2 separate regions of the Homo sapiens genome follow, and region 2 is linked to region 1. A link is a contact called in ENCODE Hi-C or POLR2A ChIA-PET data. All regions are on one chromosome and are shown on one strand. The core of a region is the stretch at or near the end of the contact, and the rest is flanking DNA. Distances in the headings are between cores, read along the strand shown. Region 1 overlaps RHOA (ras homolog family member A). Region 2 has its middle 15 kb from the start of NICN1.

Region 1 (6,373 bases), core at 1,486-3,985:
CAGATAATCTTGTTTTATCTCCTTATAGAAACAGGAGGTGGTGGGGGGTGGCCAGTTTTGGTTAGACTAGGGAAGATGTTGGGGGAGAGGGGGGCAGTATGCTTCTGTAGTTTCGTTTTTTTTGTTTTTTTTTTTTTTTGAGATGGAGTCTCGCTCTGTCACCCAGGCTGGAGTGCAGTGGCGCGGTCTCGGCTCACTGCAAGCTCCGCCTCCCGGGTTCAAGCGATTCTCCTGCCTCAGCCTCCCGAGTAGCTGGGATTACAAGCACGTGCCACCATGCCCAGCTAATTTTTTTGTATTTTTAGTAGAGACGGGTTTCACCTTGTTGGTCAGGCTGGTCTCGAACTCCTGATTCGCCCACCTCGGCCTCCCAACGTGCTGGGATTACAGGCGTGAGCCACCGTGCCCAGCCGTTTCTGTAGTTTCTTGAGTTCAGATTCCAAGATGGATTTTTGCATATGTATTGCTTTATTTCTTACCCCCTTGATGTAATCTACTATATAAATCTTTTAAAGTCCCTACATTTAAAAATTTATCTTGTTCGAAAACATAATAGTTTTATTTGGTAAATTCAAACAGTGCAAAAGGATATATGGCCCCTAGAGGTACCTGTTGTGTTTCTTGTAGACCAGTGCATGTAATCCCAGCACTTGGGGCAGCTGAGGGGAGCCCAGGAGTTCTAGGCCGCAGTGAGTCATGATCACTCCACTGCACTCCAGCACTGCAGCCTGAGTGACAAAGCAAGACCCTTTCTGGGGGAAAAAAAAAAAAAAGCTCCTGTGTACTATTCTAGAGACAGTCTATACATATACCAGTGTCTATTGGTGAATATTGTACACCTCTGTCAAGCCCTGTTTTGTATATCTATGTATCCCGCCATTACACTATGGTATGATAGCATATGACATATTTGGCACATCACTTTTTTCATTTAATAATCTTGTCTCAGAGATCATTTGTTAACACACTTTTTTTTTTTTTGAGACAGAGTCTCGCTCTGTCGCCCAGGCTGCAGTGCAGTGGTGCGATCTCGGCTCACTGCAAGCTCCGCCTCCCAGGTTCACGTCATTCTCTTGCCTCAGCCTCCCGAGTAGCTGGGACTACAGGTGCCCGCCGCCACGCCCAGCTAAGTTTTTGTAGTTTTTAGTAGAGACGGGGTTTCACTGTGTCAGCCAGGGTGGTCTTGATCTCCTGACCTCGTGATCTGCCTGCCTCGGCCTCCCAGAGTGCTGGGATTACAGGCATGAGCCACCGTGCCCAGCCTTTTTTTTTTTTTTTTTTTTTTTTTTTTTTTTTGAGACGGAGTCTTGCTCTGTCACGCAGGCTGGAGTGCAGTGGCACAGTCTCAGCTAACTGCAACCTCTGCCTCCCGAGGCAGCAATTCTCCTGTCTCAGTCTCCCAAATAACTGGGATTACAGGCGTGAGCCACCAGTATTAAAGCCCTGTAATAATACTGTAATACTCAGACAGCAAAATTCTTTTTTTTTTTTTTTTTTTTTTTTTTTTTTTTGAGACGGAGTCTCGCTGTGTCGCTCAGGCTGGAGTGCAGTGGCATAATCTCGGCTCACTGCAAGCTCTGCCTCCCGGGTTCACGCCGTTCTCCTGCCTCAGCCTCCAGAGTAGCTAGGACTACAGGTGCCCGCCACCACGACCAGCTAATTTTTTGTATTTCTTTTTTTTTTTCTTTTAGTAGAGACGGGGTTTCATGGTGTTTTAGCCAGGATGGTCTCGATCTCCTGACCTCGTGATCCACCCGCCTTGGCCTCCCAAAGTGCTGGGATTACAGGCGTGAGCCACCGCGCCCTGCCAGCAAAATTCTTTAAGCCCCCACTGGGGCTTAACATCTATTGATGCTACTGCCTACCCTTTCACTGCTCCTTACCTTTAGTTTATCACTGTAATTACCCCCTTTTATGTATTCTCCATTTCTTGTTCTGTCTCTCATTTTATGTTACCTGGCAAAATCTCAGCCCTGGTTTAGATCTTACTTTTTTTTTTTGACAAAGTCTTGCTCTGTTACCCAGGGTGGAGTGCAGTGGTGCGATCTCAAGGCTCACAGCAACCTCCGCCTTCTGGGTTCAAGCAATTCTCGTGTCTCAGCCTCCTGAGTAGATGGGACCACAGGAGCGCGCCACCACACTTGGCTACTTTAGTAGAGATGGGGTTTCACCGTGTTGGCCGGGGTGGTCTCAAACTCCTGACCTCAAGTGATCTGCCCACCTCAGCCTCCCAAAGTGCTGGGACTATAGGTGTGAGCCACCACGCCTAGCCTAAATCCTACTCTTTACCTATTCTGTGCTTTTGACTGAATGTAGCGAAAGAAAAAATTCACTGACTTGTCTCTCTTTGAACTCATGGACCCTTGACCTCAAAGGTGGCTGCTTTTAGCACTGCCTAGCAGTCCCGCTAAGATTCCTTAGTCCGTTTATTCTCCTGCTTTTAGGATAATATAGCACCATGTCCTTTGGCTCAAATCTCCTGTTCCCTTTCCTTGCCTCTATCAGCTGTTATGATCTTGCTTCTTACTTATTTTTCTATTCCTGTGGATCAGTCCCTTGGGAGTCCATTGTTCTATCTAAGGTCAGCCCTTCCACTTGCAAGCGAAATCTCGTTCCCCTCTAATCTCGTAATGTTGCTCTAGCAGTTCTCTGCTCTCCTGCATCATCATTTTCTGCATACAGTCTGTTGGTCAGATCTTAATACCCCACCTAGCTGCAGTGAATGCTGGGAAATGTAGTCTTTATAACTGGCAGCCATGTGACTATGAAGGGGAAAGCTATTGAGGCAGATAAGCAGGCAGTCTCTGCCATACTTTCAACGCTTATTTTTTTTAAAAAAACAAAAACCAACTCTTTTGGTAACAATTTTACTGAGATATAATTCATATATCACACCATTCATTTGAAATGAACAGTTTGGTGGGTTTTAGTATATTCACAGAGTTTTACGTGTATCACTACAGTCAATTTTAGAACATTATTATCACCTCAAAAAGAAACCCTATGTTCTTCAACTGTCATCTTCAATCTCCCTATCACCACGCCCAGCCTTAGGTAACCACTAATCTACTTTGTGTCTCTATAGATTTGCCTATTCTGGATATTTCGTGTAATGGAATCATATATTGTCTTTTGTGACTGGCTTCTTTCATTTATGCAATGTTTTAAAGGTTCATCCATGTTGTAACATTTATTTTCTGACTTTTTTTTTTTTTTTTTTTGAGACAGGATTTTGCTCTGTCACCCAGGCTGGAGTGCAGTGTCTCGATCACTACTCACTGCCACTTTGCCCTCCTGGGCCCAAGCGATCCTGCCACCTCAGCCTGCAGAGTAGGTGGGACCACAGGTATATGCTACCACGCCTGGGTAATATTTTTATTTTTTGTAGAGACAAGCTCTCACCATGTTGACCAGGCCAGTCTTGAACTCCTGGGCTCAAGTGATCCTCCCACCTCAGCCTCCCAAAGTGCTGGGATTATAGGCATGAGCCACCAAGCCCAGGCTGACTACTTTAAAAAAATTTTTTTTAGTAAAGATGTGGTCTCACTATGTTGCCCGGGCTGGTGTTGAACTCGTGCTTAAGCAGTTCTCCCACCTCAGCCTCCCAGAGTGCTGATAACTGCACCCGGCCTGACTTTTTTTGTGTGTGATGTTTTGCTCTTGTTGCCCAGTCTGGAGAGCAGTGGTACGATTTTGGCTCACTGACACCTCCACCTCCCAGGTTCAAGCGATTCTCCTGCCTCAGCCTCCCGAGTAGCTGGGATTACAGACGTGTGCCATCATGTCCGGCTAATTTTTGTATTTTTAGTAGAGGTAAGGTTTCACTATGTTGGCCAGGCTGGTCTCGAACTGCTGACCTCGTGATCCGCCCACCTTGGCTTCCAAAGTACTGGGATTACAGGTGCGAGCCACCGCGCCCAACTAATTTTTTGTATTTTTAGTAGAGTCAGGGTCTCACCATGTTGGCCAGGCTGGTCTCTAACTCCTGATCTCAAATGATCCATCCTCCTCAGCCTCCCAAAGTGCTGGGATTACAGGCGTGAGCCACCAGGCCTGGCCCCGGGCTGACTTCTTGAAAGAACATTTTCCACCACATATCTCAGTGCCCACGTTTTCTCAATTCACTGCCATCTACTCTTGCCTGTGGCTATATGAAAAGGTTTTCTCCTGTTGCTGGACACCTCCTCATAGACCTGTGTTCTTTTTGCAAGCATGTAGTTTGGACTCTTTTCTTGTAATGTGTTCTTCCTTTTTTCTTGGTGTTCATTATCATCATACCTTTTTGAGCATTTCAGTTATTTCTGGCTTCTTCATGACCACCACTTCCTTTGTGTTGGTGGCACTCTTTGGCTAGATCACTGCCCCTCTCCATTCCATACACTGGAAGACTATGCTGTTTTTACCTGTAATAACAGCTTACCTGGGCACTGATATTTTTCAGCTGACTGTGGGGAAATGTTTGTGAGGTTTGGAAAACGCCTCCTTAGATTGTGCCCATTCCACCTCCCCTTCCATTAGGGTTCTTTCTTTTGGGCACCCTCATACCCTTGCCATAGTTTTCTCATCCCTATCCAGTTAACCACTCAATCACTTTTCGTGCCCTGCCAAGGCTCTGTTTCTTCCTCTTCTTTTTTTTTGGAGACAGAGTCTCGCTCTGTTGCCCAGGCTAGAGTGCAGTGGTGTGATCTTGGCTCACTGCAACCTCCGCCTCCTGGGTTCAAGCGATTCTCCTACCTCAGCCTCCCGAGTAGCTGAAATTATAGGCGCCCACCACCACGCCTGGCTAATTTTTGTATTTTTAGTAGAGATGGGGTTTCACCATGTTGGCTAGGCTGGTCTTGAACTCCTGACCTCAGGTGATCTGCACCCCTCTCAGTCTCCCAAAGTGCCGGGATTACAGGTGTGAACAGCCGTGCCCGGCCAGGCTTTGTTTCTCTATTAATTACAGACCTGATTGTGCTGGTCCAGTGGCTTTCCCTTCCTTACAGAATAGAATGCAGATTGCTCTGCATGACATACCATATCCTCTGGTCTAACCATCGCCCCATCTTTCCACCCTTATTTTCAAAAATCTCCTTTCTGAATTCTTTTTTTTTTTTTGAGACGGAGTCTTGCACTGTCGTCCAGGCTGGAGTGCCGTGGTGCGATCTCGGCTCACTGCAAGCTCCGCCTCCCGGGTTCACGTCATTCTCCTGCCTCAGCCTCCCGAGTAGCTGGGACTACAGGTGCCTGCCACCACACCCGGCTGTTTTTTTTTGTATTTTTAGTAGAGACATGATTTCACCGTGTTAGCCAAGATGGTCTCGATCTCCTGACCTCGTGATCTGCCCGCCTCGGCCTCCCAAAGTGCTGGGATTACAAGCGTGAGCCACCGCGCCCGACCGCCAAATTCTTGTGTTACTGGTCATTGAGGTTATTTGCTCAAGCTGTTTCCTCACCTTAGAAAGTATTCCTGAACCATCGTTACCGCTCTTTCCAGGGGACTTGTCCTCCTTCTTCAAGGTCCATCCAGGTCAGATATCATCTTATCTGAAGCTCTCTGGCAGAATCACTTGCCTTTTCTCTGAGTTCATACCAGAGAAGATAAGCTTTTGTTACAGCACTTAATTACATTGTGCTGTTTTCCCTGAGTGTTTTCCAGATAAAGCTGTATCTCTAGTAGCTAGAACAAGGAATGGCCCATAGAAGACAGTGGTTTGTGGCCGGATGCAGTGGCTCACGCCTGAAATCCCAGCATTTTGGGAGGCCGAGGCAGGTAGATCACTTGAGGTGAAGAGTTTGAGACCAGTTTGGCCAATATGGTCAAACCCCATCTCTACTAAAATTACAAAAATTAGCTGGGCATGGTTGTGCGCACCTGTAATTCTAGTTACTCATGAGGCTGATGCAGGAGAATTGGTGGAACCCGGGAGGTGGAGGTTGCATTGAGCCAAGATCATGCCACTGCACTTCAGCCTGGGCAACAGAGAGAGACTCTATCTCAGAAAAACAAAAACAAAAAAGTGGTTTGTATGAGACCAGTCGGGGCAATAAGAATTGAGACAAGGAGCTGGATGCAGTGGCTCACGCCTGTAATCCTAGCACTTCGGGAGGCTGAGGCAGGCAGATCGCGAGGTCAGGAGTTCGAGACCAGCCTGACCAACATGGTGAATCCCTGTCTCTACTAAAAATACAAAAATTAGGCCGGGGGCGGTGGCTCACACCTGTAATCCCAGCACTTTGGGAGGCTGAGGCAGGCAGATCACGAGGTCAGGAGATTGAGACCATCCTGGCTAACACGGTGAAACCCTGTCTCTAATAAAAAATAAAAAAATTAGCCAGGCGTGTTGGCGGGTGCCTGTAGTCCTAGCTACTTGGGAGGCTGAGGCAGGAG
Region 2 (6,373 bases), core at 1,748-4,247, 47 kb before region 1:
CCTCCCAAAGTGCTTGGATTACAGTTGTGAGTCACCTCGCCCAGCCTAAGGGAGACTTTAACTATGAGTTATATCTATCTATGTTTATGATATTAGAAATTAAAACTGAGAAAACTTTAAACTATTTCTTTTTGTTTGTTTTCTTTTTATTGAGACAGGGTCTCACTCTGTCACCCAGGCTGGACTGCAATGCTGAGATCATATGTCACTACAGCCTTGACCTTCTGGGCTCAAGTGATCCTCCTGCCTCAACCCCCTGAGTAGCTGGGACTACAGGTGTGTGCAACCACACCCAGCTAATTTTTCTTTTTTTTTGCAATGTTTGTGGAGATGGGGTTTTGCCATGTTGCCCAGGCTGTTCTCTAACTCCTGACCTCTGGTGACCCGCCTGCCCTGGCCTCCCAAAGTTTTGGGATTACAGGTGTGAGCCACAGCACCCGGCTACTATTTGCCTATAAACAATAGGCCGGGTGGGTCACCTGAGTATTAAATCATATTTATAGCAGGCCATTGGTTTGGGTAGAACTCCTGTACTAGGCCCAAAAGACCAAACCAAAATTGAGTTACTTGTGCTGAAGTGCCATTCCACGAAGCTGCAACTAAATTATTTATCTAATCTTCCAAGAAATTAGGAGAGAGAGGCCGAGTGCAGTGGCTCATGCCTGTAATCCCAGGACTTTGTGAGGGCGAGGCAGGCGGATCACTAGAGGTCAGAAGTTCAAGACCAGCCTGACCAACATGAAGAAACTCCATCTCTACTAAAAATACAAAATCAGCCCGGCGTGGTGGCGCATACCTGTAATCCCAGCTACTTGGGAGGCTGAGGCAGGAGAATTGCTTGAACCCAGGAGGCAGAGGTTGCAGTGAGTGAAGATCATGCCATTGCACTCCAGCCTGGGCAACAAGAGCAAAACTCCATCTCAAAAAAAAAAAAGAAAGAAAGAAAAAGAAAAGAAATCAGGAGAGAGAGAGATAATAGCCAAATCTCCAAACAAGTCAATTTTAGACAACATGATAGAGAAATTCCCTCTGCTTTAACCTCTACAAAGAACATACTTTTGAAAGAACCAATCCCCTTTTGTTCACTGTTTCTGCTTTCCTCAACCCTTTTCTGCCTACGCAGCCAAACTGCTCTGCTCAGTTCATCAGAACACTCACTGTATTTTATTTTATTTTATTTTTTTGAAACAGAGCCTCACTCTGTTGCCCAAGCTGGAGTGCAGTGGCGCAATCTCAGCTTATTGCAACCTCCACCTTCCGGGTTTAAGAGATTCTTGTGCCTCAGCCTCTGGAGTAGCTAGGATTACAGGCATGTGCCACCACACCTGGCTAATTTTTGCATTTTTTAGTAGAGACGGGGTTTCACCATGTTGGCCAGGCTGGTCTTGAACCCCTGGCCTCAAGAGATCCACCTGCCTCAGCCTCCCAAAGTGTTGGGATTACAGGCGTGAGCCACCACGCCCAGCCTCATTCTATTTTATAGAATGAAGTGTTGCCTGATTGTGGAATCATAGATAAAAGCCAGTTAAGATCCTTAAACTAGCTGGGCACTGTGGCGTGCACCTGTAGTCTCAGCTACTCAGAAAGCTGAGATGGGAGAGTCACCTGAGCCCAGGAGTTCAAGGCTTCAGTGAGCCACTCCACTGCATTCCAGCCTGAGCGACAGAGATTCTATCTCAGAAAAAAAAAAAAAAAAGAAAGAAAAGAAAAAAGGAAAAAAAAGGAGATCCTTGCTGGGCACAGTGGCTCACGCCTGTAATCCCAACACTTTGGGAGTCCAAGACAGGTGGGTCACCTGAAGTCAGGAGTTCAAGACCAGCCTGGCCAACATGGTGAAACCCTGATTCTACTAAAAATACAAAAATTAGCCAGGTGTGGTGGCGGGTGCCTGTAATCCCAGCTACTCAGGAGGCTGTGGCAGGAGAATCATTTGAACCTGGGAGGTAGAGGTTGCAGTGACCTGAGACTGCGCCATTCCACTCCAATCTGGGCAACAAGAGCAAAATTCCATCTCAAAAAAAAAAAAAAAGCGATCCTTAAACTAAATTTGTTGTGATTTTGTTTTTGACAAGATTGGAAGATGGATTAAAAGAGACAAGATCCAGCTATATGCTGCCCCCAAGAGTCTTACTTTAAATATAAGGACACTTTGGGAAGTTGAGGTGGGCAGATTGCTTGAGCTCAGGGTTTCGAGACCAGCCTTGGCAACACCATGAAACCCAGTCTCTACAAAAAATACAAAAACTAGCTGGGTAGGGTGGCCTATGCTTGTAGTCCCAGCTATTCAGGAGGCTGAAGTGGGAGGATGGCTGAGATAGGCCACTGCACTCCAGCCTGGGCAACAGAGCCAGACCTTGTCTCAAAGAAAGAATGAATGAATGAATGAATGGCCGGGCGTGGTGGCTCACACCTGTAACCCCAGCTCTTAGGTAGGCAGAGGCAGGAGAATAGCTTGAGCCCAGGAGTTCCAGACCTGCCTGGGCAATATAGCGAGACCCCATTCTCCACCAAAAAAAAAAAAAAGACAATAAATAAATAAATGAACACAAAGAAATTATAAGAAATGGCCAGGCCCAGTGGCTCACGCCTGGCACTTTCAAAATCCTAGCACTTTGAGAGGCTGAGGCGGGCAGATCACATGAGGTCAGGAGTTCGAGACCAGCCTGGACAACATGGGGAAACCCCGTCTCTACTAAAAATACTAAAAATTAGCCAGGCGTGGTGGTGGGCGCCTGTGATCCCAGCTACTTGGGAGGCTGAGGCAGGAGAAGTGCTTGATCCCAGGAGGTGGAGGTTATAGTGAGCCGAGATCATGCCACTGCACTCCAGCCTGGGGAACAGAGCGAGACTCTGTCTCAAAGAAAAAAAGAAAAAAAAGAAAAAAATTGTAAGAAAAAATAGCTCAGAGCAGTCTGAATTATGTGTGGTGTGCAGGCACAGAGAGACTTCCGGTATGAAACTTCAGTCATGCTCCCTCCCTCAAGCCCATGCCTGGGGGCAGTTGCTTAAGGTTATTTTGGGTCAGGCACAGTGACTCATGCCTGTAATTCCAGTGCTTTGGGAGACAGAGGCAGGAGGATCCCTTGAGGCCAGGAGTTTGAGACCAGCCTGAACAACATAGTGAGCTCCTGTCTTTACGAAAAAAAGTAAAGAAAAATATTCTTGCTGTAGCCTGAGCCTGCAGTCCTAGTGCTAGTCCCAAGAGGAGTGCTTGAGCCCAGGAGTTTGAGGCTGCAGTGAGCTATGATTACACCACTACACTCCAGCCTAGGTGACAGAAGCAATAGCTTGTCTTGAAAAAAAAAGTCATTTTGTTCTTGACTGCCTCACCCATTATCTTCATGCTCCTGGAATTTGTGATATAAAGAAGCAATGGGGCCTGGGCAGGGTGGCTCACACTTGTAATCCCAGCACTTTGGGAGACTGAGACTGGAGGATTGCTTGAGTCCAGGAGACCAGCCTGGGGAACATAGTGACACCCTGTCTCAATTAAAAAAAAGAAAAAAGAAACAATATATAAGCAATCAATGGCTTATGTTATTTTAATATAAGTTATTGGTAACAACTCAGGAATTGCTTCTTCTTTCCTTTAAAAATCCACCTGTACAGCCAGCATGGTGGCTCATGCCTATAATCCCAGCACTTTGGGAGGCCGAGGCAGGCAGATCACCTGAGGTCGGGAGTTCGAGACCGGTCTGACCAAAATGGAGAAACCCCATCTCTACTAAAAATACAAAATTAGCTGGGCGTGGTGGCACATGCCTATAATCCCAGCTATTCCAGGGGCTGAGGCAGGAGAATCGCTTGAACCTGGGAGGCAGAGGATACAGTGAACTGAGATCTCGCCATTGCACTCCAGCCTGGGCAACAAGAATGAAACTTCATTTAAAAAAAAAAAAAAAAAAAGACCAGGCTGGGCTCAGTGGCTCACGCCTGTAATCCCAGCACTTTGGGAGGCTGAGGCGGGTGGACCACGAGGTCAGGAATTCAAGACCAGCCTGGCCAAGATGGTGAAACCCAATCTCTACTAAAAATATAAAAATTAGCCAGGTGTGGTGGCAAGCGCCTGTAATGCCAGCTACTCGGGAGGCTAAGGTAGAGAATTGCTTAAACCCGGGAGGCAGAGGTTGCAGTGAGAAGACATTGCGCCACTGCACTCCAGCCTGGGCAACAGAGTGAGACTCAGTCTCAAAAACAAAACAAAACAACAACAAAAAATAAATGGCTGGGCACTGTGTCTCACACCTGTAATCCCTGCACTTTGGGAGGCCGAAGGGGGCGGGATGACGAGGTCAGGAAATCGAGACCATCCTGGCCAACATGGTGCAACCCCATCTTTACTAAAAATACAAAAATTAGCTGGGTATAGTGGTGCATGCCTGTAATCCCAGCTACTCAGGAGGCTGAGGCATGAGAATCACTTTAACCCAGGAGGTGGAGGTTGCAGTGAGCCAAGATCACACCACTGCACTCCGGCCTGGTGACAGAGCAAGACTCTGTCTCGGCCGGGTGTGGTGTCTTACACCTGTAATCCCAGCACTTTGGGAGGCTGAGGTGGGCGGATTATCTGAGGTCAAGAGTTCGAGACCAGCCTGGCCAACAAGCTGAAACCCCATCTCTACTAAAAATACAAAAATTAGCCAGGTGTGGTGGTGGGCACCTGTAATCCCAGCTACTCAAATGACTGAGGCAGGAGAATCGCTTGAACCTGGGAGGTGGAGGTTACAGTGAGCCGAGATTGAGCCATTGCACTCCAGCCTGGGTGACAGAGCGAGACTCCGTTTCAAAAATAATAATAATAATAATCCATCTGTACTTGCTACTAATCAGCATATATATATATATATATATATATATATATTTTTTTTTTTTTTTTTTTTTTTTTTTTTTTTTGAGACTCTGTTGCCCAGGCTGGAGTGCAGTGGTGTGATCTCAGCTCACTGCAACCTCCACCTCCCGGGTTCAAGCGATTATCCTGACTAAGCCTTCCAAGTAGCTGGGATTACAGGCACCCACCACCATGCCCGGCTAATTTTTCTATTTTTAGTAGAGACAGGGTTTCATCATGTTGGCCAGGCTGGTCTTGAACTTCTGACCTCAGGTGATCCACCCACCTCAGCCTCCCAAAGTGCTGGGATTACAGGCATGAGCCACTGCACCCGGCCATCAGTGTATTATTATTATTTTGTTTGTTTGTTTGTTTGTTTGTTTTTTGAGACGGAGTCTCACTCTGTCACCTGGGCTGGAGTGCAGTGGCGAGATCTTGGCTCACTGCAACCTCTGCCTCCCAGGTTCAAGTGATTCTCCTGCCTCAGCCTTCCGAGTAGCTGGGATTATAGGCGCCCGCCACTACGCCTCGCTAATTATTTGTATTTTTTTTAGTAGAGACAGGGTTTCATCATGTTAGCCAGGCTGGTCTCAAACTCCTGACCTTGTGATCTGCCTGCCTTGGCCTGCCAACGTGCTGGGATTACAGGTGTGAGCCACTGTGCCTGACTTTTTTTTTTCTTTCTTTTTTTTTTTTTGAGACGGAGTCTCACTCCATTGCTGAGGCTGGAGTGCAGTGGCATGATCTTGGCTTACTGCAACCTCTGCTTCCCAGCTCCAAGCAATTCTCCTGCCTCAGCCTCCCAAGTAGCTGGGATTACAGGTGCGCACCACCACACCCGGCTAATTTTTTGTGTGTTTTTAGTAGAGACGGGGTTTCACCATGTTGGTCATGCTGGTCTCGAACTCCTGACTTGTGTTCTGTTCACCTCAGCCTTCCAACGTGCTGGGATTACAGGTGTGAGCCATGGCACCTGGCCCAGTGTATATTATTAAGGACAACACAATAGTATGTTCTTGGGTAGAATATTAATCTATGTTCTTGGGTAGCAATCCTCAAGCTTGGCCCAAATAAACTCTCTACTTATATTAATTTTGCCTCAGCTTCCTCTTTTTAGCTTTACATAAGAAAAGGGTGGAAAAATATATTCCATGCAAATAATAACCAAAAGAGAGCTGGAGTGGCTATATTATTGTAAGTGAAAATAGACTCAAATCAGGTTACAAGAGGCAAAGACATTATATGTGTGTCCTTATATATCTGGACAGACACACACAGACACACATGCATATTTTTTCAAGATAGGTCACCCAGGATGGGGTGCAGTGGCATGAATACAGCTCTCTGCACCCTCCACCTCCCAGGTTCAAGTGATCCTCCAACGTTATCCTGAGTAGCTGGGACTACAGACATGGACCACCACACTCAGGTAGTTTTTTTTTTTTTTTTTTTTTGAGACAGAGTTTTGCTCTTGTTGCCCAGGCTGGAGGGCAATGGTGTGATCTTGGCAGCTCACTGCAACCTACGCCTCCTGGGTTCAGGCGA

The links. A loop is a pair of places that touch in the nucleus more often than their neighbours do. ChIA-PET counts read pairs that join two places held with the same protein, here RNA polymerase II (POLR2A). Pooled maps may share reads with other maps.
Region 2: a loop to region 1 is called in a map of naive thymus-derived CD4-positive, alpha-beta T cell, with 1.9 times the contacts of the local background. The contact joins two enhancer-like sites. A Hi-C loop is called at or near these places in 3 of 168 maps with a recorded cell type or tissue (MCF 10A, naive thymus-derived CD4-positive, alpha-beta T cell and natural killer cell) and 2 of 50 pooled maps. POLR2A ChIA-PET finds 5 or more read pairs at or near these places in 21 of 52 experiments (B cell, BJ, CD4-positive, alpha-beta memory T cell and 17 more).

Annotation. Positions count from the first base shown.
Region 1 is chr3:49,393,978-49,400,350 of GRCh38, reverse strand. All of the region lies in intron 1 of RHOA (ras homolog family member A), which reads left to right. Among named protein-coding and RNA genes, the nearest start is that of RHOA, 15 kb to the left of the region's middle. Within about 2 kb of position 2,735, at least 2 of the 41 ENCODE cell types and tissues checked have a DNase peak (open chromatin) inside an H3K27ac peak, as active enhancers do; they include B cell, where a contact is called at or near this core.
Region 2 is chr3:49,440,820-49,447,192 of GRCh38, reverse strand. No RefSeq gene overlaps it. Among named protein-coding and RNA genes, the nearest start is that of NICN1, 15 kb to the right of the region's middle. RefSeq lists an enhancer at 2,696-3,045. Within about 2 kb of position 2,997, at least 19 of the 41 ENCODE cell types and tissues checked have a DNase peak (open chromatin) inside an H3K27ac peak, as active enhancers do; they include B cell, where a contact is called at or near this core.